Regions from separate parts of the Homo sapiens genome. Here region 2 is linked to region 1. The links are chromatin loops, found by intact Hi-C in ENCODE. Cell type or tissue: Calu3. All regions are shown on one strand. Links, peaks and the distances in the headings refer to the core of each region. The heading gives the core; the rest is flanking DNA.

Region 1 (15,776 bases), core at 2,589-10,588:
ACTGCAAAGCAGAGACCCACCCTCACTCGACCGGTTGGTAAACATTTATCCACATACCATTGTTGTCGCCTTCTATACCACTGAAGTGTTTAAGAGGGGGTGAAGGACCGCCTGACAGGATAAAAACTATGGGCTAATATTTATTGACCACTTACTAAGTGGCACGTACCATTCTAAGCACTTCACATGTATTTATTCATTAACCCTTTCAACTCCATGGGGTCGATGCTATTCTAGAGGCTAAAACTATACCCAGAAGGCTGAGACTTAAGAGACGGAGCCAGAAAGGATTATTAGCTTATATCCTCATTTCGTGGTTTTACAGATGAGAAAACTAAGAGCCAGAGAGGAGAAATGGCTTGGCCAAGGTCAGTGGCCTGGAGGTCTGTCTCCTGACTCCCCAAGCAGAGTCTGTTTCTCCTGCTCTTATTCTTCCAGCTTTCCATACTATAGTCCTGTTTAGATCCAGGCAAGAGCTGCACCTAAAGGCCTAAAAGAGGCAACCCCCAGGCCAGAGTCCATGGAATGAGTCCAGTGGGCTCTGTTTGTGTTGTTCCTATTGCCTCTGCTGCCATCGCTGGGGTCTGACTGCTCTCTGCTGCCCAAGTGCCATCCAGGGTTGCCTCTCCTTCCAGTTGCCATTGTCTGAGGGTCCCACTGGAAGCAACCGAGACTTCAGTCTCTCAGCAACCATCTGGAATAACAAGAAAAAATAAATAAAAATAAAAACCCAAGTCAGAGCTCTGCCTGTTAGCCCAGAGTCCTTAGCTGAGGGTGGAGGGGGTGAGCACAGGTGGGCTGAAACTCTCACAGCCCAGTGATTAGCCTGGAGAATTCACCGCTAACTGCATAGGAGCTCAAGGGGAGTCCAATGTGGAGCAGGGTTGGGAAAACGACTCTCCTCGGGAGCTGAGGCTCTGCCGCTTGCTTTGCTGATTGCTTTTGGTGTGAAAAATGTGGCCCGAGTCAAGGAAAAGAGACTCAAGATGAAAATCCCTTCAATTCTTAAATATATAGGTATATTCTAATGTAGACGGCATTCTAATATGGTAAACATTCCAATGTAGACTATAGGATCAGGTAGTCCCAGAGCTGAAAGGGCCTTCAAGAATGCTTTCCCCGCCTCCAGGCATCAGTGGGTGTTGCTGGCAGGCAGGGTGCTACGAAAGGGCTGTGCTGCCAGGGTGTCAGTGGCACCTTGCCAGATAAATTCACCTTTTTTTGAGGCTCAGTTTCTTAATCAGTTGAAGTAGGGGGTTTCAGACTATAGGGACCCTTCCAGGTCTGACATTCTAGATCCTAAACAAAAGGGAACAACATTTCAAAGATGGAATTACGCGCTCGCGCACACACACACACACACACACACACACACACACACACACACACAAATTGACAAATAGGAAAAGCTTTCAAAAATCTCATTCAAATTGCTGGATTTGTCTATTAGTGAGATTTGTTTCTTTGCATATGCTAATTGGTCTTGGCATTAATTAATCTGATTTCATTATATTCTCTTTAATTTGTCAAGATATCATTTTGTTATTGGGTGATGGAACACTTTGGAGGATTGTTAGAATTGGAATATATTTCCCCCTCTTTTAAAGCTCCTGGAGAAAAGTCGTTATCAATTAAGTTAATTTGCATACACATTAGGTTAATCGTTTTAGTTTAGCCAAATTTGTGGAAATTTACATAGCAAATTGACCCTCCACATTTCACTTAAACATATGTAGCACACCGAGTAGTATATTTTGAGTTGCTAATGAAACTGAGGTTATTTTACACGCTTCTTTTAGTAAAAGAGGTCTAATTAGACCAAGTAATTTTTTATTTCATCCGTAATTGCAAAACAAATAAGCTTCTTGGCATTTTTTTTTTCTAGCGGCAGCATCACACGGACAGGGACGTTAATAGGGAAGGCATGTTTTCCTAATTAAGCCCGGTTTGATTCCTGCTCACTGTTCCGGTGTCAGCCCTCTCCAGCTTTCTCCTAGGTACTCTTCTGCCTGAGTTGCTAAGCCTCCTGGTATACCTATTAATAGAAGACTCCCCCACATGGAGCCAACTGAATTAAAAAATGTAACTAGGAAGGCAGGGTGGGAATTTTGACAGATTTGTTTTTAAATTTTTTTTTTATGCCAGAGAAGAGAAAGTTGAATTCAAAAGGGGGTCTTGCTTCTCTCCATCAGGGGAAGAAAAGAGAGAAAAATAGCTTTTGTTCTCCCCCAGAAAAGAAGTTGGCATAACACATTGGTGGTGTTTCAAAAGTGACTCCAGGGGCTATCTTATTCAGTGCTGGAAAATTGGCTGTTGTCTCCTCTTCCAGGACTGTGGAGCAGTGGAAAGCTTGTAGTAATGTGGGATAGATGAAAAAAAAAAAAAGGGGATCTGGGATCTGAGCCTTTGCGGAGGGGAGGCGGAGGGGAACTTCTCTTGGCCTCTGTCCTACAGGAAGTGGGAATTGTGGGTGAGGGGAGCCGCAGGGAGGGATGTTGGTATAGCTGCATGGAAGTTGTGCTCCTCCTGTTTCTCTGGATTACATAAAAGACACACAAGAGCTTGACCCACTGCCTATGCTGGATTTGTTTTTTTCTCTTCTGGCAAACATAATTTTGCTGAGTTGTAGGGGAGGGGCCTGGAACGGGCAACAGGTAAGGTTGGGCAGATAGAATCAGAAGTGGGTGCTGCACCCTCAGAATAGAGTCAGGAGACTTGGGCTCCAGTCCTAGCTCAAGATAGCAAAAAGCGGCCACAATATCACTTCTCTTCATGTCCCTACTCTTTACAATGTGAGTTTACAGCTCTTTTCATCAACAGGTAAAGTCTATTTCCAGCCTCTGAATCTGGGCTGTCCTGTGACTTGCTTTGGCCAATAGCATGCATAAGAAGTGACGATATGCCAGCTCCAAGCCTGGAAAGTCTTGCTTGAGACTTTCCGAGTTCACTCTCTGAGAACCCTGCTACTACCCAGACCAGCCTGCTGGATGAGTTGGTGCCAGACGTGTGGCCCAGTTGCCCCCATTGCCCAGTTGATGCTAGCCGATGCCCAGAAGCAGAGCCACCTAGCTGACCTTCAGGGAGCCACAGATTAAATGATAGATCCCAGCTGAACCCAGCTTAAATTTCGAACCCACAAACTGCAAGCTAAGTAAATGTTTGTTACTTTATGGCACTAAGTTCTGAGGGTGGTTTGTTAAGCAGCAATAGCTAACTGATACAACCATTAATCAGTCCTTGGGAAAATTTCTCTTCATCCTTGGGCTTCAGCCTTCTAATCTCTAAAACCAAGTGGGAGTAGAGAATCCTAATCTAAGTTTCCTCCCAAATACCATCTTCCTATAGCTAAAAGAGCCTGAGATTTGACCAGAAGGGACTCCAGATGGGGCACACTAGGCTGTTATTGGGCACTAGCACACTAAGGGAAATGAGTTTATCAGCTCCTCTCTAGATGAGAAAGGGGTATAATACATGCAAGGAGGAAAGAGAGCATTGTCTGTCTTGAGACAAAGAACAGGAAAAGGAGATAGTGTTGGGGCCTTGAAATGTCATCGGGTGAAGAGGTAGTGTGAGTGTGTGTGCATATGAGACATCTGAAGATGAAGTTACTGAAACTCCAGAGGACGGTGGAAGGAGCGTGCTTTGAATAACCATGAGTCCGATAACACTGCATGAGTCTATGCAGCAGATTCTGAGCCTGACACATCAAGGTAGGGTACACAGCCTGCGGGCTGCAGGCCCAGCCATAGGCCCCAGAGGCCGATGGCCACGCGACGGTGTGGGTTGGTGCAGAAAGTGCCCAGCCAGCCTTTGGAATGGGGTTTCTCAACTTGTTTCACCATCATACATAGATATACCAGGCACATACAGGACACTTTGCTGGCATGACTGGGTTATGAGTGATCCCTGCAGCGGTCTCTTAACACTTTTATTTACCATTGAAGAATATATTTAGACCATCAACTGGAAAATAAGTAAACAAAATGTAGTCTATCCATACAATGGGATATTATTTGGTCTTAAAAAGGAATGAAGTACTGATACATGCTACAACATGGAGAATCTTGAAAACATCATGCTAAGTGAAAGAAGCCAGGTCACAAAAGACCACATGCTATATGATTCCATTCATAGAAAAGTCCAGAGCAGGGAAATCTATATAGAGAGGAAGTGGAGTAGTTGTTGCTTAGGTCTGCGGTAGGATAGGGGATGATAGCTAAAGGATGTGGGGATGCTTTTTGGAATAAATATGTTCTAAAATTTTCTGTGGTAATGGTTGCATAACTCTGGGAATACATTAAAAAATCATTGAATCGTACGCCTTAAATGGGTGAATTGTGTAGCATTTGAATTATATCTCAATAAAGCTGTTAAAAAAGAGTACACTTAGGAATACAATGATTAAGAATGAGAGGTACAGTGCTTAGCTTGCATAATCAGGGGTTAGTATTTGTGAAATGAACGAACGGCCAAAGAATAAATGAAAAAATGTTTTTCCATGGTTACATTTGAATTTACGCTGATTTAATCAAACAAGTTATTTGTAAACTTTAATTTTTTATTATTTGGGATGCATTACTTCTGAAATACCTGTCAGTTCATAGAGACCTGTGGGTTAAGACATACTGTTCTGGAAACATGCCTATTATATAACATTCCTGTTGTGGGGCTCACCTACTGGATTGGACCCCTGGATATCATGCAGGCTCTAGACAGGTCTGAACTTTCCCTGTGCTCTTGGGTTTCTGAGAAGCCAACTGACCCCATGAGTTTTCCTCATCCTGGCCGCACCTCCACTCCCGCCCCTCCTCCTTTCCCACTGGCCCTGGCTGCTCAGGTTCCAGCATTCCTTGTGTTCAGGCAGGAGTCTGGCAGCTTCTTGCAGTTTCCCTGATGCTAAGCCAGAGAGGGCAGACCCTCAACTGAACTCAGCCACCATGATCAAGTCCTTGAGCTGGCAAGGCTGAGGCACTAAATCTTGATATCAGAACCCTGGGCATATGCAGGTGTGGAGAGACGTGTGCAGGGTCTTGGACCAGGGAGGAGTCCTGGATGGCTGAGTGCAGGGATACCTGGCCACTCAGGTCTTTGAGGCAAGCGGGAGATAAAGTTAGCTTGATTTATTTATTTTTTTTTAGCATCCTCTCACTTTTTCTTTCAGCATCATTCACCCACCGTCTCATCCTGTTCCCCTTTCTTCCCCAGTACCCTAGGCTGTCCTGGTTCTATGGCATTTTTGTAGCCACACCATTGGCTTAGATATAATTATTGTGTGTGTTTTCCATGTCCGACTACATTGCTGGAGGGAAAGGCCACACTTATTCGTCTTTGTATCTACTCAGTGCCGAACAGACTGACTGCCTTGCACACAGGATTAATATGTGTTAAAAGTGAGTCATTTTTGAGCAAAGGGGGCTGGCCAGCATTATGGAGATCACACTCCACTGGTGCCCCCCTTCTTTGTATGAATAGAGAACTGGCCTTAGGTGACAGAAACCTTGTGTGAAGTTCAAATTCTAGATCCAGGCAGGAAATGGACACATGTGAACTGGAACTGGTCCTATAACACAGCAGGGGGTGGGGACCATGTGAGCAGCTGGAGAAATTGTGCTCTGCCTAAAACATCCAGAAACACATCAGAAAAAAAAAAAAAGAAAAAAAAAAAGAAAAAGAGAAAAAAAGAAAAACAACTCCCGGCCAAAAATCTGTGTTTGAAGTCTCCTTTGCATGAATCTTGTGACAAGGTCAAACTTGAACTCTCAAACTTCAGGGAAAAGGTGACATTTTTGGAAGTTTTCCAGCAGCGGCGAGGTCAGGAGGCGTAGCATGAACTTGGACCCAGAAGATAAAAATATTAGCTTTGACTCTGTCATTATTAGCTGTGTCATATCCAGGCAAGGCATTTCAGATCTTTGTACTTCACTTTTCACTTATATGAAATGGATGTACAAATGACAAAATAAGGTAGGTGAGTGCATGTTGTAAAATGTAAACATTGCTATACAAAGGCAAAGTTCTAGGGTTCTCAGTAGAAACTCACACAGCTTCTCCTAGGGACCGCAGGGGCCTCAATCTTGTCATCAGTCAAGGGCCAGTCAGTGTTGGGTGTGCCACTTCCCATCCCCGTGCCCCCCCACCCGCCACTTGTCCTCTCGCTGATCCAGGAGCAAAGTAGAAAATGGCATTTCTGAATGAGGCTGACAGTTCACCAGGCACGAAAACCCACCCAGTTGTGACTCAGAGTTTTGGAGGCACAGATAGAATTAAGGAAATGTTAATGTATTCGCATCGCTTTGCCTCCTGCCTACACAGGCATAAGCAGTAAAGAGGGAGGATGGGGTGGGAGAGGGGACAGGGAGATGGGGAGTTGTGTTGATGAGCTCTGGGGGTGGGGGATGGGTGGAGACTGTAGGGTCCCAAGGCTGCCTGGCTACTACAGCTGGGCCTGAGATCCCCAGGGGACAGGGAGGGATCTGCTGGCATCTGGTCTCTGCCAAGACAGTCTGCCGCCCGGAATGCAGTATCAGCTTGGGCACAAGGCTAGAGCAAGTGGGGCCCTAGGGTGCATGTGTGTGCCCACACAGGGGATGGAGGGGTGGCAGGAATACAAGCTGGATAACCCAGAGCTGTCTGCGTTAGCCTTGGTGATGTGCCTTGTCAATGGCAAACAGCCATTTAGAATCAGTGTCTTTTCCAAATGAAGCCCCTGAATGTTGTATGCTTAATACGATCTATCTGTCTATCTGTGCACTTATGCAGGGAGCTGGCTCCCCAGGGCACAGCAGCCAGTATGCTACCTCAGCACAGAATAATCCCCCGGGAGGCTGCCTCCTTTTCTCCCCCTCCTGCGGGGGGGCCCCAGAACCAAACCCCGAGGGGTTGGGATGAGTGGTTGCTAGTTTGATGGGTGTACGTGGAGGTATCTTGTATTACTGTTTCTGTTACTCACTTTTCATTGCTGAATGCAAGTATCTGTTACAGCGTTTGCCAGCACTGACTCGATGCCATCGTGGGCACCAGAAAGGCAAAGACACACGGTACTGCCCCGCAGGCTCACAGGCTACCTGTAATCAAGGCCTGTGACCCCTCGCAAGAGTCCTAGCACCTGGCTGTGGGAGGTGCCCAATAAATGTTATTGACAGAAAAAGATGCTCTTTGTAACATCCAGCCAAGACTCAGGGATAATCTCTGTTCACTTCAATTATGGGACCACTAGGGGGAGCCCCGGGGACCACTGGGAATGTAAGGTGCTGAATCTTCTGGGTTCTAAAAATGAAGGGTGCTCTGGAATCGGTGCAGGGGTGGCTTCCCCATAAGGAGGGTTGGGGGTGGGGGTGGGGTGTCAGGAAATGCCATAGTGTGTTTGCCTGGGGAGATTCCAGCTTAGTCTTCCTTCTGTCTGATGCCCTCAGCATCATCCAACTAAATGTCCACAGGAGGGCCCAGTGTAGGGTCAGTGACCCCAAGAATGGAAAGACCTTGTGAGGAGCTCTGGGCAAGGAGGCCCAGCCAGGGGCATGGAGCGGGCACTGGCTTTGAGAATCCCAGGTGGGGCTCCTCCCTGCTTAGCCAGGCTGGGAAACCCTTCACCATTACTTGCCAGGAAAAGCAATGGTCTCTCTTGCCCTCTCCTCCCCTTCTCGGGTCTTAAATGTTTTAAACGCCAGTCTTCATGGTTTGATGGAGAATTTTACACCAATGCAGAGTATTACCTAGTTAATTTGGCTAGAATAGACTGTGATTTTACACGGTGAGGCTGTTGCCTCCTGAGCTAACAGTTCCATATCCATGGGCTTGGCAGCCTGCTCTCCTGGAATCTAAGGAGCTGAGGGCCATCTGCAAATGGGCTTCCTGAGAGCTTCATGGGAGGTTGGAAGACAAGAGGGGGACCCAGTCAGATTCTGGGCTTGCTCATTCATTCCTTCAGTCATTCATTTATTTATTTCCTTCTTTATTCAATAGTTGACTTATTCAGTATTTCTTAATTAAGTTTGTTTATTTTATTTATTCATCCAACAAATTTTTGTTGTGGGCTTGAGAGGTGCCAGATCTGGTGCAAGGTCCTGGGAATACAGAGATGCATCAGCCCCTGTCCCTGCCCTTTAGGCACTCACATGCCAAAGAAAGAGGTTGCAAACAGCAAAGGAGGCCAGATATTAAGACTGGCTGCTTGGGGGGCTATGGCACACTCTGGAGCGGTGGAACTTGACTGCCCTTGAAGGACCTACACTAGGCAAATGTATTAGGATGTTGACTTGGCGATGGGATTGAAAGCTGGGTACAATAAGTGGTAAGAACCACATTCTAAAGAGGGACATCAACCATATGGACTTCTTCAGGGGTTATTAAGAGGCAGATCTGGTTGTGTCACCACCTCCTCACCACTTCCTAGTACCCAACATCCCAGGCTATGGAAGAAGAGAGAGGAGCAAACCATTCTTTTAGAATGGTCTTTTAGAGACTGTTGAGACATTCTCACTCCCTCCCAGAGCCAGGTGAGGGGGAGGGGGCTCTACAGGAATTATTGATGGAGATTGGGGGTACCTATAAGAAGAGAGATTTACATCTCACTCCCCGGAAAATGAGACATTGCAGTGCTTTGACTGGATTTGAGGATGGCGAGCAGGCTCTTGGGAACGCTTGCTCTGTGTCTTCTGCTTGCTTTTTTCCTGGAGATTTCTGAAGTGGGAGTAGGGGTGATAGGAAGTAAGAAGCAGAGTGGCTTGTTGAAACAGCTTGGACCAAGGCCACAAAGAACTGTAGAATAGTGAGCCTGGGAAGAAGATAGGGCAGTCTCCCTTGAATCTTAATCCTCCTCTGCTCTCAAAGGGCCCCAAAGAAGACCCAGAAGGTCATGGATCAGAAAGAGCAAGGAACAGAGGAGGAGGAGTTTCTGTGGGGCTGTCTAGGTGGCCATTAAACGAAGGGAGAGCCTTCATTTAGGGGTTGGGGGATAGACTTAGGCAGGGGGCCAAGGTAGCCATGCTGTCGCTTCCCGACATCAGTGCCAAGAGGGGCAGGTGACATAGAACACCTATGTAAGAAAATGTGTATCTTGTGCACAGAAATCATCACATGGGCAGAGCCACCAGCAGGAGATGAAAGCAGGCTGAGCCAATTAGAGATTTCCCTGTGGGATCAGGCCACCAGTTATTACAATCATTCCAGCTATTTCTCCTGATTTCCCTTCCTGTTCTCAGCACTAATGGCTCCAGACCCAGGAAAGTGACTAGGAGTATAAGGTGTCTGTCTATGAGTTTGTTAATGAGAGATTCCAAAGAGCACGATGGAAGGTGTAGCTAGAAAAACAAATGTCGGTGATATGGTTTGGCTGTGTCCCCACCCAAATCCCATCTTGAATTGCAGGTCCCATAATCCCCACGTATTGTGAGAGGGACCCAGTGGGAGGTAATTGAATCATGGGGTTGGTTACCTTCATGCCGTTCACGTGATAGTGAGTGAATTCTCACAAGATCTGATGGCTTTATAAGGGGCATTTCACCCTTTAGCTCGGCACTTCTCCTTGCTTCTGCCATGTGAAAAAGGACATGTTTGCTTCCCCTTCTGCCATGCTTGTAAGTTTGCTGAGGCCTCCCCAGCCATGCTGAACTGTGAGTCAATTAAACCTCTTTCCTTTGTAAATTACTCAGTCTCAGCTATGTCTTTATGAGCAGTGTGAGAACAATCAGATTTATGCCCTACTGAGTACAAACTGTATAAGACCTGAATAGACAAAGAAAAAGGGGAAACACATTTCAGGCAGAGGTGAGCACATGAACAGAATGACAGAGGGGCAACAGTGCATCACAGAGAAGTCTGAGTAGTCTGGTGAGACTTGGTGGGCAAGTGCATGGGGCAGGAGAGGATGAAATGGTTGCTGTCACATGCTCCCCAAAAGAACTTGGAAATGACTTCTAATATAACATCCTTATCTGAGCAAACGGAGAACTTCACCTGGCCTCTGCACTTTGAAAGGCCCATTTAGACCCTCTCCCCTAACAGGTTTATTAAAGAACACATGGGTTCCTCTGTTATTGGATTCCCGTGTTCACCCCTGGCTTGGAATGATCCCTAACCCTAAACATCCACACCCAAGACTAACCCTGCTTAGGCCCCAGAGAAGTGCTTCTACATGTCTTTTGCCCTATGTCCTTGAAACAAAAGGCAGCTGAGTCAGAATGCCATGAAAGTTTGTGGATTGTGCTGTTGCCCACAAAGGAGAGACAATGCTTTGGAGTGGGTGGGGGGGGAACCAGGGATTGAAGCAGTGGGAATGCTTAGATATAAGACCAATTAATTACCTGTCAAATCCTTCCTCTCAGATAGCATGGGTGCAATAGAGTCTTTCATAATGAAGTATCCACAGTGCTGAGCATCTATTTTCTTGTTTTCTTTGTGTTTAAATTCGTGGTTCTGGAGGTATTCACTAATTAGCATGGTATTTGCAATAGTTGCTTGTAAAAACTGAGAATCATTTTGCAACATTAAACAACTTATATTTTTCTTAAATGTCTAGATATAACATGTATAAAGTGTGAAACAGACTGACACAGATTCTCTACATTATGAATTTAGATATTGCTATAAGAAACAGTGATGAAAATAAACTATTTTATAGTATTTTCTGAAATGATAATTTATCGTATGTGACCACAGTATACTGTTTGGAAACAAGTAAAATTCAATGGTCATTTCTGAATATATAGAAGTGTGGCTTTAAATTGTCTTTTCAAATTTCTACTGCCTCAGCAGAGAAGTTTTTCCCAATTGAAGTTAATGAAAAAACGATTTAAGAACTACAACAATTCAAGAAATGTTGTCTAAGTTGGCGTTGATCTCAATAGAATACAAATTATGTAAACATCTTAATTATAACAACATAATTAGGGATTCTGTTTAAATAAAGGCAAGAAAAATAATTTCAGAGTAAATATATAATGGTTTCTGAATTATTTTATCTTTGTTTTATTACTCATCCAAACATTGTCAGCACCCAAACATGTGCAATAATTAAATTCATCTATCTTTGATATTTGCCAACTTTCAGTCATAATAAAAGAAATCCATGACTTTATACTTATGTTTTGACAAATGCATGAAAGTGTATTTGTCAAGGTAGGGGGATGTCTTAGTATGTCCTGGCTGTGATAACAAAATATCATAAACTAGGTAACCTATGAACAACAGAAGTTTATTTCTTATGGTTCTGGAGGCTGGGAACTCCAAGATCAAGGTGCTGGCAAATTCAGTGTCTGGGGAGGGTCTGCTTTCTGGCTCCCAAATGGTGGCTTCTCATTGTGTCCTTACATGGTGGAAGGGGAAAGAGATTTCTTGGGCCACATTTATAAGGGCACTCATCTCATTTATAATGGCTCCACTCTTAGGACCTAAACATTTCCCAAAAGGTCCCGCCTCCTAACACCATCACCTTAGGGGCTGGGATTTCAACATATGAATTTTAGGGGAACACAAGCACTCAATTTATAGCAGAAGGTAAACATATTTATCAAAGTTTATTATCTTGATTCATACCTTTTAAATATTTAGACCTATGGTTTGTGGGCCTCTGTTTGCATCCTTGTCCTGGGCCCCACCGATGCTAGGAAAAGACCTGTGCATCCTCTGGGACAATCTTGGTTGACTTCTCCCAGTTTCAGCCTTTGAACTTATATTGTGGCCCTTGAAGGCACAGGAAGGGGTTTGGCAAAGGTCTAACTCCTCAATAGGTCAAGCATTGGGACTTAGAGATTTTCTTGTTCTTCTTCCTCATTTTATAGGTGAAGGAATTGGGTTAACAGAGAGGCTAAGTGTCTTGCCAGGGTCACCCAGCTACCAAAGCACTCAGAGGCTCTGGAATAGGGCTGGAGTAGGGACTGAGGTAGTGGGAAAGGGGGAAAATGGAGAGGAGCTGGCATAGAGGCACCTGCACCTCAGCAGCTCTGAAATGCTTCAGTTAGCAGAGCTCAGCAGTGCCGATGCAGGAGAAGAGTACCATGCGGGCCCTTTGTGTGCCCACTACCTTTGTGTGATCTGGGAGATGTTCCCAGCCCTTTCACTACCTTACTCTCTCTAAGCCTCGGTTTTCCCCATTGTGGAATGAGCAGCAAGGACAGGATGATCTCCAAGATGCCTCTTAGCTTCCACGTCCTATGTCTGCGTAATTCCCCAGAGGCTGCAGGTTTGTGGAACTCTGAGGACTGAATTTGGCCTCAATCCATGTTTCTCCTTCATTTCTAAAACCACACGCACTTGCTGGAACACTAACTCCATCTGGTCTTGATTCGCTTCTTCCTGATTTCACTCTCTGCTGGAAAGTGCTGCATCCTGCCTGAGGCACCTTAGGGAGCTGCTCTCACAAACTCCCTGGTTTTTCTCCCCTGAGGCTTAGCAAGTCAAGCATTGCCAAGAGCTCCCTTCCTTCTGCCCCAGCAGAGAGGAGCAACCACCGTCTGGGTGAGCAGGCTTTTGCCTTCTTCCCTGGGGGCGGCTGGCAAGCTGGAATCACCAGCTTACCTCCCACAGGCACCTGGAGGCTGTCTGTGCCCTTCTTGGCAGGCTGCCCTCTCTCCAGGAAGTCCAGCTTTTCAAAACTTTGATCCCTTGTTACAGTTGCATCTCCAGTATGCCCACCCTTGTCCCAAGCTCTTACCCAATACTGTCCTCTTACCCTTCTCTACTCATTCTCTCATTTAGGCAGGAGGCAGTATAGTGATTAAGAACCTGAACTTGAATTCAGCTCTCCTGTTTATGGTCTGTGCAGTTGTCTCTGGGGTGATTTTCCTATCTGTCAATTGGGCATAATAATTCTTACCTAAGGGGCTGTTGTGAAGTACAGTCCTTGGAAGGGCCAGTCACGGTGGCTCATGCCTGTAATCCCAGCACTTTGGGAGGCCGAGGTGGGAGGATCACTTGAGGCCAGGAGTCCTAGGTCAGCCTGGGCAGCATAGCAAGACCCCATCTGTTGAGGTTTTTTTTTTTTGAAGTACAGTACTTGGTACACAATAATAAATAATGTGTCTTAGTCTTTGATCTAATGAACATTTGTGAAACATATTGTGTTAGAGTCTTCATTAACGTCCCTAGGTTTCCTCCAGATTTTATTAATAGCCCTTCACTTTCTTCTTAATACCTAAATAAAATAATCTGAGCTTCCATCCCACACACCTCTGGGGAGTCCCTCTCCCCCATAGTTTTGAGGGTTCTCTGGGTGGCCTTGTGTTCTGCTGATGCCTTGTGGTTCTGAATTCCTGCCCCTGCCTCAGTTCTGGAGCCCTCTCCTCAGGTCTTGTTTTCTGCTTGATTTGCTGCCTGCCCAGATTTGCCCAGTATGTGATCAAAAACCTTCTGACTTCCCAAGGCACCATTAGTGTAAGTTGTGTATGAGTGACAATTTTTATAGGGCTTTTGAGAACAGAAGGGTATTAAATGTCTGAGAAGAGAAAGAAATTAAAATTGAGTATTTGAAATGGTTTGGCTGTGTCCCCACCCAAACTCATATTGAATTCCCATGTGTTGTGGGAGGGACTTGGTGGGACATAATTGAATCATTGGGGCAGGTCTTTCCCGTGCTGTTCTCCTGATAGTGAGTAAGTCTCATGAGATCTGATGGTTTTATAAAGAGGAGTGCCCCTGCACAAGCTTTCTCTCTTTGCCTGCTGCCATCCATGTAAGATGTGACTTGCTCCTCCTTGCCTTCTGCCATGATTGTGAGGCTTCCCCAGCCATGTGGAACTGTAAGTCCATTAAACCTCTTTCTTTTGTAAATCGCCCAGTCTTGAATATGTCTTTATCAGCCCATGAGAAGAGACTAATACAGTATTATATACCATTGTTTATAAAGGCATGGAGTTTGCTGGGTAAAAAGAAGGGAATTTGGGCAAGGTGAGGAATTCCAAGCAGAGGGAATGTGTTGTGCAAGGATCCTCTGTAGCCCACAGGGACAGCTGGCTAACAGTTCATCAAATCCATGGCCTCCTCTTCCTCCCGGGTTCTCAGCTGTCCCTATGGAGTTAGCTGTGGCAACTGGCTGAGGTCTAGTCATTTGCATGTGAGTGGAAGGGATGTGTGCCCCTCCTAGGCCTGGCCCATGAAAACCTTTGGGCACACTCTTTCTTGCAAAAGATTAAGACTGGGATGGTGACCTTTGGCTGACTAGGATGGTGGTCCCCAGGGAGCCCTTGTGGGATGTATGCTGGAGACAGCAGAGCTGTTGTTAGCCTAACTCTGGAAGAAATGAAGAGGACAGCTGCTCTTATCAATCAGGAGCATTCATTGTGTTCTGTTCCATGAGTGAGGGATAAAGTTCTTAAATTTGAGCCATAATACATTTTGGGGTCTTTTTGTTTTTGCAGTTAGCATTACCCTAACATATACATCCAAACCTTTTTCTCCTTTAAACTCATCACTCTTGCAATTCCTTGTGTAGTATCAACCTTTCTTGGTAGGCTGTAAGCTACACAAGGGCAGGGATCATGGCTTTCTGTCGTCCATCTCCCAAGCCTGGTGCACTGTTAAGTGCTCCATGATTTCTCTGGTTGAATGAAACCGAATAGACGCTTCTGGGAACACTGCACAGCGCCGTCTGGTGAGCGTGGAGAGCAGTGTTGCCTTGTTTCAAAGCTTTGTTGTTCTTTGCAGAGTGCTTCTGTTCTAAACTTGCCTGATTCTGACTTCTGAATGTAACATATGCCCTTAGTCCAGGCTGCTTACATGCCTGGAGCCTAAAGCTTTGCCTTGGCCACTGATTTCCTATGATGTTGGGCAGTGCATGAGCTTGCTGCCTCCTGTTCTTTCCTGAGCTCCCCGGTTCCAGGCAACTGTCTTATAACAGTAACACTGTGAGATGCTGGCGTTTGAACCCTGGCTTCACCACGTATTAGTCATGCAACCCTCAGGAATTTAGGTAACCTCTCTTGTGCCTCAGTTTCCTCATTTGAATAATCGGGATACTAATAGTATCTATATCATAGGATTATTGTGAGGACAGAATGAGGTAATACATGTAAAACACCTCGCATGTTGCTTGGCATATAGCAAGTGCTCAATAAGTGCTGTTATTGTTAGGATTATTCTTGCATTTTTCAGTTTATAAAGCAGTTTCATGAATTTCAATGAATAGCCCTCCTATGACCCTTGGAGAAATACATTATAAGTAAAATGACCATTCAACGCTCAGATGCAAATATTGTTATTGATAAGTTTGAGGCATCATGCTAATCTTTCACATGCTAAAACAGGAGGAGAAACTGAGGCCCAGAGAGGTTATGAGAGCTGCTAGTGAGTGGTCGAGTGGGACGCAAACCCAGGTCCTGGGTACGAAATCCCAGGGACTTGTTAGAGTAGGGTAACTTCCATGCCTGCTTGGAATTCTCCTGCTCAAGATGTCAGTGCCAAAGGCATTGTGGAGAAGGATCTTTAGGCCCTAGGCAGAGACTGCTCAATGCATGTGTGCATGCCACACACACACACACACACACACAATCACACTTACACACGCACTTCGGCACCTCTGACCTCTCTGAGTTTGGTGGACAGGTAGTCTCAGTGATATTTCTGTCCCTGGCCAGTGTCCAGCTTTGTGTCATTGCTCTGCCCACCTGCAGGTCTTCAGCATAGTCCCCATATTGTTACTTCAAAATGGGTTTCTGCCCTTATACCCACATCCTTAGAGCACCTTCTATTGATTTTTCATTGGCCTGCCTTCCCCAGTTGTAGCCCAAGTTGTGAATTTTCCTGACTGTTCTTCCCCCATGGGTCCCAGTCCCTCTCATCTACTC
Region 2 (15,776 bases), core at 4,596-12,595, 53 kb after region 1:
TCTGTGTTCACATTTCTCCCTTTTTATAAGGACACCAGTTCTATTAGTCTGCTTGGACTGCTGTAACAAAATACCACAGACTATGTGGTTTAAACAGCAGAAATTTATTTCCCACAGTTCTGGAGACTGGAAATCCAAGCTCAAGGTGTTGTCAGGGTCAATTTCTGGCAAGGACTCTTCCTGCCTTGCAGATGGCTGCCTTCTGACTGTATCCTCACATGGAGTGGAGAGAGCTCTTGTGTCTCTTCCTCTACTTGTAGGGCCATGAGCCCTATCAGATTAGGGTTGCATCCTTATGACTTCATTTAACCTTTACCACCTCCTCACGGGCCCTGTCTCCTCATACAGTGACACTGGGAGTTAGGCATTTAACATATGAATTTTGGAGGAATGACACATCCCAAGTCCATAGCACCAGTCATATGGGATTAGAGTCCATCCTAATGATCTTGCTTTAACTTAATGATCTCTATAAATACCCTATCTCCAAGTAAGGCCATATTTGGAGACCTTGGGAACTAGGACTTTGACATATGAATTTTGGGGAGACAATTCAACTCCTAACACTCTGGGTCTTCCTGGCTCACTGTAGCACCCTAGAATCCATTACAAAAGAGATTGGTGGCTCGAGTGTGTCCCCCTTCACTGACACCATCTGCTGAGTTTTCTCGGGGAAGGGGTGGGCAGAGTCCCCTCAGGAGCTCCCTGTGCTGAGGCTGAACCCCAGGGCACCCCAGGCTCTGCTCAGCAGCCCCACCTTATGTCTTGCCAGCTCCACTGCCTGCTGCCATTCCTGCACTTATGCTGTCAGCTTTCCCACTAGGGCCACCACCACCCCGGCTGACTCATTTCTGAACCATAGCCTTCAGCTGGTCATTTCAGGTCTCCTTGAAGATATCTGGGCAGAGCCAGCTGGAGAGCAAGAAGGGGCACATTTTTGATGTTGCTGGGCATGGGGCATGTGGGGAGGGCATAGAAGTGGGAAAGAGGTGGAGGAGAGGAGTGAGAAGAGAGACCAATGGCAATTAGATTCTCTTTCATCCCAAACTTGCTGTCACAGCCAGGAAGCAAACCCTTATCCCACTTTTTCTTCATAATAGGTTTATTCCAAAAACATTTCAAGAAAGAGAAATGCTGTTTTCTTTTAAATCTTTATTTAAAGTACACAAAGAAAAGAATTTTTCTTTTCTAGGTCGAGTAGCCCTCATATCTTTATCATTCTCCCATCATTTCCTGCTGGAGATGAGGAATGCAGGCCGCTGTGATCAGGAGGCCCTCAAGTCACACGGTGGACCTGAATTGTGGAGCTGGGCAAGGCTCCTGGGAACCCTTCTCTTTGTTCCTTTGGGTGACCCACACACTGTTCTGTCAGCTCCTGCTTTGGTTGAATCCCAGGTCTCTCCAGTGTGCCTTCTGTGTCTTGTCTTCCTCCCTCCTCATTCACACACCTCTTGGCATTATGGTATGAAGAGAGCACAGGGTTAGGAAATAGAGAACTCACCTCACCTGCCATTGATGTAAGTGGGTAAGGGGAGAAAGGGCTTATGGCAATGACGAATGTCCCACAGCTCCTTTACCTCTGGGGACACTGCGCTGGATGACATCTATGGAGAATGACCACATCACACCCTCCCTGTCTCTGTCTTAAAATCACAGTCTCTGAGAGTTGGAAGGGTCTTTGGAAAATATAGAACTCACTTTCCGACTGCGCCCCTGATGGATGCTGGATAGCGCCCCAGAGTGAGGAAGATGGGGAAGGCACACTGGAGAGGCCTGGGATTCATCCAAGTCAGGAACCCACATGCATGCTGGATAGGGCCTGTTTCTTCTGCATTCGAGGCTGGGGCTGCTCCCTCCCTCTCCCAACTATGGCTCATCCCATGGTTGGGCAGCTTGGGGTGTTCAAATATCTTTTCTAGTGTTGAGTAGGATCCTTCCTGTATTAGTGAGGGTTAGAAACAGAGCCAAAAGGGGGTGTGTGTGTGTGTGTGTGTGTGTGTGTGTGTGTGATATAAAAACATTTATTCTAACAAATTGGCTCATATGATTATGAAGGTTGACAAGTCCCACGTCTGTCGGGTGAGTAGGCAAGCTGGAGACGCAGAAGAGCTGAGGTTGTAAGTTCCAGCCTGGGTCTGAAGGCCTGAGAACTAGGAGGGCTGATGGTGTAGGTTCCAGTTGGAAGGCCACAAACTTGAGACCCAGGGACAGCCAATGTTTCGCTTTGAGTCTGAAGGTAGGAAAAAGCTGATGTCCTAGAAGGCAATCAGGCGGAAAGAATACTCTCTTACTAGGGGGAGGGTCAGCCTTTTGCTCTATTCAGGCCTTTAACTGATTGGGTGAGGCCACCCCTGTTGGGGAGGGAAATCTGCTTTGGCCGTCTGCTGATTCAAATGTTAAACTCATCCCCAAACACCCTCAACAGAAACACCCAGAATCATGTTTAACCAAATATTTGAGCACCCTGTGACTCAGCCAAGTTGACACATAAAATTAACCACTACCCTTCCTTTCTATTTTTCCCTAGTTATCCTGGTCTACCTTAACTGGTTTTCCAGGGAGGGCCAGCCCTTCAAAGGGGCCCACTGTCCAGCCCAGCCCACTGTTCCTGGGAGGAGGCCTGGGTGCCCCAGCTGGAAGATGCCTCAGTTCCCGTTAGGTTGCCTCTCCCCATAGGGCAGTGGCTGGCTCCCCTTACCTCAGCTGGGCCAGAGGGGCCATCTGTCCTGCCCTCCCATCCCCCAGCACATCCAGGTGCTTGGCTGGCACATATCAGGATGCTCTGGCCAGAGAGGGTGATGCTGGTTGGCCTCTGCTTGGATCTATCTTAGAGAAAACAAATAGCTCTCAGGATAAGAGCCCTCCTCCCTTCCTTCTCAATTCTTGGTAAATCACAGAAATCACAGTGATTAAGGCCAATAAAAATCCTGGGACTGACCTCTGGAGAAGGAAGTAAGAAAGCTCATTTCCACCTCTGTTCCCCATCCCTAGTAGTCCCTAGTAGGGGCCTCAGAGATGGAGGGAAGGGGGCTACTTACTAGATGCCAGAGACTCTACACACATCATATCCTGTAAGCTGCACAAACGCCTAGCATGGGCCAGTCAGTCTCATCTCTATTTTTACCACAAGGACACTAATGCATGGAGAGTTGATGTCACAAGCACAGAGTCAAATAGCTGCTAGCTGCAGGAGCCAGGATTTGAATCCAGCACTGATGTATTCCAAACCCTCCTCTTTCTGCTACATCTTGGGATGTTATGTGCCTATGCAGGCTCTGTGAACTGTACTCTGTAACGGCAGAGGGGCAATAATCAGTTTTAACATAATTCTAACAGTAACAATGTAGCTCTACCCAGCTGGTAGCCAGCATAGGGGATCGCTGCAGGTTTGACACTGCTATGTCATTTTCAGTAGCTCGTGAATGAAGAGGCTGGAGGACATGGCTACTGAGGGCCACCTTTTCCAGCTCTGGGACCCTAGGCATGAAAGCCTTTCAGCTGACATAGGAGGATCTCCAGAGTAGGTAGCCTGAGACGCCTTCATTTTTGCAGCACCAAGGAAAGGGAGAGGTGGAGGAATGAGAGGCCTACCTCCCCAGCATCTCATGGTCTGCAGTCCCTCCCCCCACCATTCTGAGAGGGCGAGACCTTGCTGGCAGAGGAGGTGTAGACAGGAGCCTTTGCAAAGGGCACAGCGGAAGTGGAGCCCAGCTTCCTGTTTGTTTGGGACATAGCCAGCCTGTGTTCTGCAGAGACTCTGAAGAGGAGAGCAAACAAGGGGATTTTCGGATGGTCTTTGCCTGCTTTCTCCTTTGTTTTCCCTTAGAGGAAGAGGCAGTGGCTACGGATCCTCTAAATGTTGGCCTGGAGGAGTCAGGCACAGGAAATTGGAGGGGGGAATGGCTTATGTGAGATGAGGAGACTGAAGTTCTGTTAAGCCGAGCTGAGGAGTGATTGACTTGCGCCCTCCTCAGAGAAGCTCTGGGTTCTCTGGAGGGAGTGTGAGCTGACCTTTCTGGATCTCCTTGCTTCTTTTATAGTGGACTCTTTAACAGGCATTGTTATCAATTTGGAGAGTCTTGGGGCTGGAGGAGTCTGAAGTTAATCACTCAGACACTCCTTGAATACCTGCAGAGATGGGAAACTCACTCTCTTCCCAGGCAGCCCATTTCATCTTTACACAGCTCCTTCCTAGGCAAGCTGTCTCCTAGGATCTTCTATTCATCATTCCAGGGTCTTCAGAGCCCTGCAGTGTTTCTCCTCCTTGCTTTGTGGCACTGCAGACCATTCCTTTTTTCCTCTGACCCCACACGTGCATTTTACGTGAAGTGCCATGATAGTCCTCTGGGAATGTGACCCAGTGCTCTGAAATTACGTGTAATTGTTGTTTCATTTCCTCAGCTGGACTGTGAGCTGCCTTCAGCGGCGACCAGACCGTCTGTATCCCACATATTCACTACTAGCAGCTGAGCAGATGGCAAGCGCTTAATCACTGCATGGTGGAAAGAAGGAAGGATGAAAAGGAAGGGAGGGAGGAGGGGAGGGAGGACAGAGTTGCCCTCATCATCTTTGTCTACCAGACAGTAGGTCCCCACCCAGGATAGGGTTCCCTGTAACAGTCAGTTGTTCCTGTCTGAGGGGTACTCTGGTATAGAAAACAGCTCTGGGCTCTGGCCTCACTACCTGGGTTCCAGTTCCAGCCTTCATATTTCCTGGCCCAGCAAGCTTGGCAAGTTATTTCTGTGAGCCCCAGTTTCCACTCTGTGGGAGGGAATAATCATCACTCACCTCACATAGGGTTGTTATGAGGATAAAATCAGATCAAGGGACCTCATGTCCTCCATAAACTGGGTTTCCTTAGGGATAGAGGCCATACTCAAACTGAGTTTCCTTAGGGATGAAGGTTTAGCATATGGGGAACCAGGATTCCCGCAATAACGACGCCATTATTATTGGATTACTCTCTGCTGTGTGTTAACCACTGAGAAGTTTCTCTGTGGACATTGTCTCAGTGTATGGCTTATAAGGTGGGCAGTTTGGTGATGAGGAAACAGAGGTTCAGAAAGGTTAAGTGACTTGAAAAACTAGGATTTGAACCTAGATTCCTAATGACCTCCGACTCCAAATACTCTTTCCTCCACTTCAAGCTACTTCCCCTTAAGGCCAATATGGGCTGCGGGAGAGTAGGAGGGTCGATGTGGTGGTGGTGGTGGGTGTTGAACTCAAAGACTCTAGAAAATACTCTTAAATCCTGTGACTTTATCATTTTCCCACTGAACAGGGTAAAGAAATTACTGAAGCCTCATTCTTTTCCTGGTTTCACAAATCTTTCCCTTGCCCTAAGTGACTCATTTGCAGTTGGATTCTGGTCTGCCACCAGGTGCTGTTTCATTTTCAAGGAACCAGGGGTGGCTGTGTAAAGATGAGGGTTCCCAGGAGTGCTCAGTGTTGAGGGGGGTGTGCGTGGTGGGGGGAATCTGGAAACCAGGTGGAACAAGGCAAGGAAGATGCAGCTTTGAGGCAGCAACCAATTGATCATTTGACAAAATTTACTGAGCACTTACATGTGCTGGAAGCTGTGCTGGGAGCTGTGCTGAACCCCACAGGGCTGAAGACACCATGGGCTCTGGTCTCCAGAGGTTTGCAGATTGGTGAGGACGACAGGATTCAAGGCAGATGGAAGCTCCTTACGCTTATGGATGGTCAGGGGAGGGGAGGGGAGGAGGATGGTGGGAGGGGCATGCTGCTGGGAAGAGAGGACCAAGTCTTTACCCAGGGGATGGTGGGCAGGGGGGCAGAACACCCGTGTCCCTCTCCAGAATTCTCTGCCTCAGTGGCCCCCTCAGGCCCAGTTCTCAGTTTAAGTCAAATAATTTGGGACCCTAGTTGCCTCCTGCCTGCCACGTTCCAGCTCAATCATTCTTTGAAATTTGGAGCTGTAGCTAAAACGCCTTTGCCCTGTAACAGGATTTTCACGGTCTCCACGGCAGCGGCTAACGTCGCTCATCACCTGCTGTTGTAATCCGCACCGCTAAGCCGTGGGCTAGAGGCAGAAAGCTTAACTCGCCTTGCTGCTTCGAGCTTGCTCTTCCTGGCATCTGAGCCATATTTCAGTCAGGGGAGCTAATCCGCCCCCCCCCCAACCCAACTGCACACACAGAGACATTTCAAAGGAAACACAAATGGCAGAGGGAACTGTGGCTCCTTCTGGGAGGGGCTCCGAGAGCCAAGTTCCCCAGACCTAATGGGCAACAGGAAGTGTGTCCTGGGGTCTGTGAGGAAAACCACTCTTCGTGCCTTCTCCTGAAGGGTTTGCGGGGAGAGCTGAAGGGCTGATTTTTCTGAAGATTGTGTTTCAAGGGCTGGCCAGGCCTCAGTGTCCACATTGGGAGAGTCAGCTCTGTAAAAGGGAATACGTGAGTGAGCTGTGAGCAAGAGCATGTACATGTGTGCCTTGACTCATTGTGCCTGATGAACTCAACACCTAGCATCTTTCCTAAAATCATAATCCCTGGTGGGTTTTTTTTTTTTTTTTTTTTTTTTTGCCTTCTACCTCTGTCTTAATACTTTATGCCTCAGAGAGCCAGAGCCCAGAACACTTGGGAAGAGTGTTTGACACATGACAGGAGTTCACCAACTGCTTGTTGAATGGGTGAGTACTAGCACTGGAGCTCAGCTTTGTTCCAGCTTCGGTGCTGTGTGCTTAAATACATGGGTATAAGTGGAAAAGCAAACTAGAAACAGGAAAAAGTTGTAAACTCCTAAGAGGCAGGGGCCAAGCAAGCATACAGGCATTCATTCATTCAAAACGTGTTGACGAAACCTAACACGTGCCAGGTGTTGGGTTTTTTTTTGTTTGTTTGTTTGTTTGTTTTTTTTGATATAGATGCTGGGGAGACAGCAGTGAAACATATAGACAAAAATTCCTACCCTGGTTCTAATGGAAGGCACTGGACCAAGACTGGGCAGTGAGCAGATTTTTGCTAAACCTAAGAAATGACTTTCTGAGAACTAGAACTGTCCAGCAATGCAATGTGTGGTCGTGTGAGGTAGTAAGCTCCCTGTTTCTGGAAGAGTTTGATCAGAGGCAACGTGAGCATACCTGGGGATGCAGAGGAGGGGGCAGCAGATCCTGTGGATGCCCATATCTCCTTCCCTTATTTCTGCAGTGCAAACTGGCCAGCTTTCAGCAGCCAGCACCTGCATTTCTCTGCCCTAGAGCCTTCTCTGTCCCCAGAGTCTATTTTGGTCCCCATTCATCAACTGCAAACACCAGGGAATTAATGCCCCACCGGGGAGGTGACCTCAAGTGATGACTGACTGGAGCTGGTACACAAATGTCCCAGTTCCCATGTCCCTTGGATGGGATCACACTGAGGCAAATGTTTTCCACTGTTTCTCAGAGTTTCCAGCAGGATTAAGTGAGGGTTCCCCACAGTGGAAACTTGCTGGATAATGAATCCTTCACTGGCTGCCTTCCCGCCCCAGTACCACTTCCCCACTTCCTTTCTGATGTTTCCTGTTCTCACCTCCAAAATGGATGATTTGCATTTGAATCCTGATCTCCATATCTGCTTCTGGGAGACCCCGAAGGAAGACAAGGGGATCCCTGCCCTGTATGGGTGTTGGGACCTCTGAGGATTCCCTCCTTCCATTTCTAACACTTGATAACTGCTGGACTCCTACTGGGCTTTGGAAATGGCACCAGATTCAACCCGGAACTCCCTGTCCCAGCCTGGAGATTGGGCAGAGGACATTTCCTACCCATATAAGACATCAGAGGCTGCCAAACCTGCCTCCCTACCAGGTCAGGAGGTGCTTTGACAGCAGTCCGCTAAGTCCCTTTTGGGATAAGCCCCATGACTTCTGTGCTCCATCAGAGCAGAGCTGTAGCTTCTGAACCTAGAACCCTCCATTAAGGTTTGTTCACGTGGCTCTGCCTGATCTTTGCATCCCCTCAGCCTGTGCCAGCTCTAGCTAGGGCTGGGCCCCCAACCCCTTCACTCCCAAGGTCCTTCTGCTTCCCACAGATGTTGAGCCAGGGGCCAATCAGGCCTGGTCTACAGGCTTTATTATGACATCTGTCCAGAGAAAGTTCAGGGCATAGAACTGAGTGAACGGCAAGCTGGGCTCAATGTCTGCCAACCCCCAAGGCCTGGCACCATAGGACACAGGTACGGATGATAAAACTACATGTTTGGGTGGAGGGGAGAGGGACACACATTGTTTAGCAGGTGTGGCGGACACTGTAATATGCAGCCCAGCCCAGATCTCCTGTCAATGAAGAACATGTTGACCAGCTGCTGGGAAAGTCAGCAGACAGGCTTCCGTGATCCGTCTCTGCAGAGATCACTTCAGCTGCAGACAGCCTCATGCCTGGGGTTGTGCCCTTCTGGGGTGGCCCACATCCACTGACAGATTGATGTGGGAATAGGAAGGCCTGGCCATCTTGGCTGGATTCAGCATGGTTTCCAAAGGCCCTTATCGGCTCCAGAACTCCTTGTGAGGTGCCAAGGCTGCCTGGGCTGCATAAAAGCTGGATTCCTCGATCTGCCCAGGCTCACTTCTTACCCTGCTTGACCATTGCTGTGGGCCCCATGCCACTTCTTATTAAATACCCTGCTGGCAAAACTCCATCCATCTCAGGGGCTGCTCCCAGGCACCCTGACCTGTGATAGTGGAACATCATCCCCACCTACTCAGCTAAGCCTCTGCATCAGCCTGCCAAACCCTATTCCTTTCCAAATTGTTATCCCTACAGCAAGCTCTGCCTACCTTAAAGAGCAAGTCTCGAGCCCAGCCCAGCTCCTCCATTGGTCTTGGCAGGGGGATGTATGTGTTGGGGCGGGTGGGAGTAGGGTAGCTGCTTTCTGCAGGCCACACCCTCTCCCCAACACACACATGCCACCACAACTAAGTCATGTGCTGATGCCCCAGCCGCACACTCAGGCATCTAGAAGGTAAAGCCATCACAGGCCCCAAGCAGTGTCTCTGGATCTGAGGTGCATTCCTGCGGCTGGGACTGCAACGGGAGCTTGCTTTATTAGATCCCATTATAAACGGATGATTTGCCATCTCTGAAGATAAATGGGAAACTTAATGCAGAGATATCCTGTCTGGGGAAACTGGAGAGTTATGGATGTTAGCTTTGTAGCTTTATGAAAGCACTCTCTTATAGAAACTGAAATGACCAAGATTAGATTGAATTAGTATGTACTGGTATGAGTTTTTCTCCCTCATCCATCTTGACTTTTTTTTTTTTTTTTTTTAAGGCAAAATATTTGCCTCCTGTGCGAGCATTTCATAAAAATGCAAATCCCGAGTTTGGGTTTGGTAATTAGCAGGGTTGCCTCCTGGTGCTAACGAGGGTGCTGCCCAGCTGGGACTGTCTATGTAGGTGGAGGAAGCAGTGCCCTCTGCTGGCTTCCCTCGTGGGTGGTGTCTGCTCCCTTCCACCTGGGATCCCCCTCGGTGCCAGGTGCTCCCTTCGCCTGTCCTTGTAGAATACAGATGGATTAGTGAGGCCTTCTATTCCAGCAGCCAGGCTCCTGGCCACCCCATCCGAGGATGGGGATGATCCATCCCATGCAGACTCCACTATCCAGCACAGTGTTCCCTAGCCTGAACTTGAGACCCAGCCCCCAGCTGGGTGGCAAGGCTTTCTGCCAGCAAACAGCTGCATCTGATATATATGTTCTAGCACTTTTGATACCAAGCACAGGGCTAGGCACTGGAGGTATTAAGATGTGGAGGCTGAGATTCTTGCCCTTGAGGAGACCAATCTAACTGAGGGGAGAAAGGCAGATATAGATGATTTCCAAACTGACACTGTTTGATTGTACTTTCTGTCTTGATGGAAACGTTTTACATTTTTGCTGTCCAGTGTAGTAGCCATGAGCTTCCTGTGGTCCCATGGAGATAATAACTGGGATCTAGAGAGGAATTCTAGGGTTGGTTCTTAAGCCAACCATCCTGCGATCTCAGGCAAATCACATCTGCGATTTGAGCCCCAGTTTCATTTTCTCTTATTAAAACTTGCTCTGCTTCTCTACCATATTAGAACCAAGAGACCTAATCTTCACTTGGCCCAACCTTTTCACCTGATGGAGGGAGGAGCAGAGGCTGTGATCTGCCTGATCTTATGGCTGGGGAAGGGCAGAATCAGGCCCTTAACTCCTCATCCTGGCTTTTCGACCACAGCAGGCTGCTGCTAGGGGTACCATGGGGATCAAGTATGAGAAGAGAAATGAAGATCTTTGGAAAGTCAAAGCTACCCAAGCCCCAGACCTTTTTGACACCATGGTGGCTGGTGCAACCACCCATAGAGCCATTGCAGGCTCAGGACCATGTGGTGAGGTTGGGCACACACTTGAAGCTTAGAGAGCTAATGTAGAAGAGACTTATTTGTGAGATTATGCAATACCCTAGGCCCAACGCACAACTCTACAGCTGATGTCTGCCCCAAACTTCAGCGTGATAAAAGAATTCTAAGAGTTGGGCTGTAGGAGGAGGAGATAAAACAGTGTATGTGCCATGGGATACCAAATTTCAGGAGCCCTGAGAACCTCAGAGCCTCTCAGATACCTTACTGGGGTTGGGGTTCACCTGTTGGATGCCCAGAATCCCCATTAGATAGTGAGTGGGGTATCCCAGCATGGTTTCTGAAGCTGTCTTTGGGTCAAGGAGCTTTGCAGAGATGGAGAGGGGGAGACCTACATGGAAATAAAAGTGGGGGACTCCTTGCAATGAACTCAACTTCAGGAGGGGTGTCAGCACAGTAATAGAATTTGAATCAAGTATTGAGAGCTGGGTTGGGAGATAAGAGGGGCCAGGCGCAGTTACTCTCAGGTGGAGTCATTTAAAATTTAAAACACAGATTAAACATCTTCCTTTTTCTGATGACAAGTACTGTGTCTATCCCAGGTCCCAGGGTGCTCCCTCACAGAGGTACAGAGATCTGTTGAATGCAAGAACCCAGGCTAAGAGGCTTCCTCTGTTCAGCAGCCAGCTCTGGACAAGGCCTGGGGCTGCTTTTCCTGCAGGCCCCCATCTTTTTCCACACTGTGGCCCAGGGGGCCTTGGGGCCTCTGCCAAGTCCTACCAGCCCCAGGGCTGCCTCCATTTCAGGCTGTTCATGTTGGTGTGAGCTACTTCTCCTATAATGGAAGTATTCTTTGTACCTCTTGCCTATTGGTTCCTTACTTTGAGCATGCGGAAGTGAGATCTTTCCTTGGATGAGATGTGCTTTGTGCTCTTAATGCTGGTTTCTAGGTTACCTCCTGGCTGCAGCAGGAGCAGAGCTGGAAGAACTTTGGGATGACTTCAGCCTTCTCTCTCCCCATTGACAGAGGAGACATTGAGGTCCCAAAGAAGGAAGTGACTTGCCAAGTTCACACAGCTAGTCAGCAGCCAGGTTGGAATTGAAATTTAGGATATATAACTCATTCAATCCTTCATTACATAGATTTTTAATAAATGCCTAGTGTATACCAACAACTATGTCAGCCAAGGGTAAAATGGAGAGTGAGAAGACATGGTCTACATTCAAAGAATTTGCCTTGGAATGTGGGAAGATGAACATATAATCCTAGATTTTTACAAGTGGTACAAAGGAAAATATCTGCGTGATGATACAAGAGACAAAAGCAGAGTGGGGGGTTACTCTCTAGAGATAGTGGTAAGAAAAGGATCACCTGAATAAGCAATTATATTGAGCTTAGATAAGCAGGATCAGCAGGGGTCAGGTGAAGAGTGTTCCAGGCAGAGGGAGCAGCCTGCACAAAGCCCTGCATGGGGAAAGTTTGGTGTCATTGAAGAAACAACCACCACCAAGATCAGCGTGGTTGAGCAGGGTGCGAGAGAAGGTGCCAGGAGATAAGGGTGGAGAATGAGACAAGGGCAAGGTCGTGCAGCAGGCCTCCTTGAGTCAAGTGGAAGAATGCCGATTTTATTCCCATTTCTGCCATGCAATCTGAAAGTTGTAGCTGTGTTTGTTTAGGTGGCTCAGTCTAGGGGAAGGCCAGGGGCAGAACACAGCCTGAAAATGCAGGGACTTAGCATGAGAAGGAAAGGGCTTCTGAAGACAATGGTAGGACATAGGGTGTATAGAGCTGCATTCAGCCAAGGGAGGGGACCCTAAGGGGGTACAAGCAAAGAGGCCCTGGAGGAAGAGCCCTGAGACTGGCACACAAAGCTTTCAGGTGGCAACTGAGAAGTCAGTTTCACCAGAAAGGACTCAGTACATCCAAGGATTGGGGCCAAGAGGCATCATCTAACCAGCCAGGGCCTTAACAGATCCAGATGGAAGAAGCCAGACTTGGGCCTCAGCATGAGCCAAGCGTATCCTTGATTAAGCTGAGTGTCTGTGAGTTACTTCCCTGCATGCTGCTGGTGCCCCCAGGAGTCCTGGCCAGGCGTTCTAAATAGCAGGTGGAGTGCGTGCCATGCTGCCACTCTCCTCACCTGGGAGATGGGCTGCAGAAGATGCATACGGCAAGGTGGCAGGGCCAAGCATGTTGCTCCCGTGGATGCAGCAGGTAAGGAAGGTAGAGGAGAAGAACGAGTGGGTGGGATTGGAAGCTTCCTTCGGCTCAGATGGAGCAGGGTCTGCCTTTCGTGTCTGGGCTGTCTTCTCTGGCCCTGGCTGTGGAGGTCTGAGGCCAAAGGATCAGCCTGCTTCTTGCTCCAGGTGAGTGTGACTGGCATGGCCCTGGAGACGGCCGCCCACGCTGGTTTTGCACCTCTGGTGACCATCAAAGCTGGCATCACAACTTGATTAACAGTGTGACCTCTCATAGGGCCGTTACCTCCAATGAACGAGATAAGGCATGTCAAACACTTAGCACAGTGCCAGAGACCCTGGACGCTCAGTTTAGCTACCGTTAGATTTACTATTTACTGGGTCAGGTCTCTTCCATTAATGCTATTTAGCCCCACTCCTTTGCCCTGGGCTGAGCTCCTTGACCTTCTCACATGACCTGATGTCCTCCTATCTTTTGAGAGCAGACAATATAGCACGGGGCCTTTGGTTCTCTGCTTGGTGCTGCCCCAGGGTGACCTCAGCCAAGTCGCTTCTGCTCCCCAAATCTGTTTTGTCATCTGTCAATTGATGTGCTTGTTCTAAATCAGAGCTCCCCACTAGGTTGCTGTGCCACATTGCCGAGCCACAACTAGGTTGCCTGTGTGTTGAGATGGTGAGTCTCTTGGCCCTTCAGATGCCTGGGTGGGTCAGGACAGGGTCTCCTCTAACTGCAAGTAGCCTGTGCTATTGACTTCAGCATGCAAATATTACCATTTTCCCTGTGTGACACAATGTAAAAAAGGAAAAGTTGAGAAGCCCTAGAAATCATTCCTGTTATGCTAATATTCTGAGTCATCTCCTAGCTTCGAAACTGGCCTCTTCCAAGAAGTCTGCCTGCCCCCACAACATCGTTCAATGATATTTCTTCATCACAGTCTTCTCAGCAGTTATGAGCTGCATTCACTTGGAATGAATGAATGAATTTGTACTTCTTAATATGTGACCTGTGGGTTATTTCCTGTAACAACAATGACAATAACAACAACTCCTCTCACTTATTGAGCACGTGGGTGCCAGACAGCTCATGAAGTACTTTGCTATTCACTCTCACAATAGTGCTGTGAGGGACGCGTGCACCGTTGTGTATGCACACATGGGAAACCTGAGACTTCAATGGTTGAACACAATTGCCCAAATAGGAAGCAGCTGAGTGATGACTTGGATGTGAGTCTGTCTGGTCTGATGTAGCCCATGCTCTTAAGTAGTTAAATAGTATGCCTTGTGTGTGTGTCCTCTCCCAGTTAGACTATAGATCTCCCAAAAGAGATAGTGTTTTCTGCATTCCTTCCATCTTCCCGAAGCTCAAAACTATACTCAACAGTAAGAGCTCAGTGATTACTCTTGGGCATGTTAGACACTTTGTTGTAAATTAAAAGTGAGAGGTAGAATAGCCTTTCCTGGGTCACAGGCAGAAGGCACAACTGACTGCTAGTGTTGCCTGGGTGTAGGTGGGTTTGTAAAATCTTACTGGTACTGTGGCACAGAAGAGCAATCCCCAGGTAGCTTGACTGCCATTTCAGGGTAAAACCGTCCCCAAGGGAAGTCCAGAACTGGAGAATTCATATAGCATGAGAATTGGTCCTGAGGCTTCCCACAGCTCCTCCCACAGTCCTGTCTTCTCTTTCTGTGAGAGGGGAAAGTAAGAGCCAGTGATTGTCATCTAGGATTAGTGGGTCTTGGTAGCCTGGAGTGGGGATCACATAGCCAAGCAGTGCTCATTTGTGGCCCTGGCCCCCAATCTACAGCCCTTCTCACCTCTCCATCAGTGCCTCAGGACTGCATGCTCAACCCTTCTTCCTTGCCTCTTTCCTCAGGTTCATTGTCCTCACCTGGCCTTCCCACTGCTTGGATTCTAGTTGGGTCCTGTAAAGGACCTTGGCCTCTTGATGAGTTGTCTTTGAGTGGCCCTGGGTAGCCCCCATCCCACTCTTCTTTCTCCTGAACACCCAAACTGCACACATATACATGATGTGGTTAAGGATCAGACAGTCCTGCATTTGACTCTCTGCTCTAACTCTGATTAGCATGTAACCTTGGATAAGTTCATCAACATTCACTTAAGAAATATTTACTGAGCACCTACTATGTGCCACATACTATTCTAGGTACTGGACATGTGGTGATATAGTGTGTAGTATAGAACAGGCAGGTGCATGCTTGTGAAGGTGTTCAAGTAAGGCCTCTTTGAGTTGAAGACTGAATGATGAAAAAGAGGAAATATGGAGGAAGAACATTCTATTGAGACAGAGGAAACAACCAATGCAAAGGCCCTGGGGCACAAAAAAGGCTGACACATTCAGTAGATTTATAGGGTGTTGCTGTATGGAGAATGAATTGCAGGTCATCAAGAGTGGCAGTAGGGACACCAGGGAGAAGGCTACTGCAAAGGTCCAGGTGAGCAATGATGAAGGCTGGGATAGATTATATCTGCTCTCTGAAACTTACTTTCCTTATTCACAAAATGAATATAACAAGAGTCCCTACCTTACAGGGTGGCCATGGAGATTAAATAAGTCAGTATTTGGCATGCAATAAATGGTAACTATTAGCATTAATAAAAAGAGTAATAATCATAAGCGTGGGCTCAGCTCTGTGAGCCCTTACGGGAGAACTGAGCCTCCAATTAAGCTGAGACTTTTCCATTCAGCAGGTCAGGGATGCTTCCGGTGAGTCAAAGACCAGATACCAGCTGCCCCTTCTGACTCACCCATCCCAGGTTCTTAGTAAAGGGCATCACTGGATGCTCAGTGGGGACGGAGGCAGGCACTGCACAGGGAGGAAGAACAGGTGGCCTTGGGAGAGAGGGCAGCATCTTCTCTGTGCTATGGAAGCAAGCAGGCTGAGGAGGGGAAAGGCCCAGGCCTCCCATACTCCCTGGGTTCCTGAGCCAGACCTAGGAGAAATTCTCACCTCATCCAGGAAGACTTAGAGTTGAAAAGAAAGAATTGAGCTAGTCGGGGAAGCAAGCCAGAGTATAGAAGGCAAGGAGGCAGGCTCCCCCTCTTTCTGACTTTCCATAACCCAGGGAAGGGATGTGGGGTAAATAGAGGAAGAGAGGGGGAAGGAGTGAGGGGAATCACTTCCCATCTTTGCGATGAGTGGATGAGCTGAAAGAAGCTGAAGGCCCCAAGAAGGATTTGGTTAGACGTCCACAACTGTACAAGACAGCAGCTGGACCCTACGGCACATTTCTGCT

The links. Peaks named below come from ENCODE experiments on the same cell type or tissue, not always from the same donor. Only the 100,000 strongest peaks of a DNase experiment are listed, where the experiment ranks them.
Region 2: it touches region 1 in a loop (7-fold over the local background); 2 of 110 quality-filtered maps call a loop at or near these places.

Annotation. Positions count from the first base shown.
Region 1 is chr11:116,216,010-116,231,785 of GRCh38, reverse strand. No RefSeq gene overlaps it. Among named protein-coding and RNA genes, the nearest start is that of LINC02151, 280 kb to the left of the region's middle. RefSeq lists an enhancer at 14,420-14,714 and a silencer at 14,420-14,714. In Calu3, for the core only: CTCF peaks have their summits at 7,241 (motif pointing right) and 7,466; a DNase peak (open chromatin) is centred at 7,215.
Region 2 is chr11:116,164,616-116,180,391 of GRCh38, reverse strand. No RefSeq gene overlaps it. Among named protein-coding and RNA genes, the nearest start is that of LINC02703, 250 kb to the right of the region's middle. RefSeq lists enhancers at 2,158-2,658, 2,659-3,159, 12,064-12,564, 12,565-13,065. In Calu3, for the core only: no CTCF peak of the experiment used is centred there; a DNase peak (open chromatin) is centred at 9,421.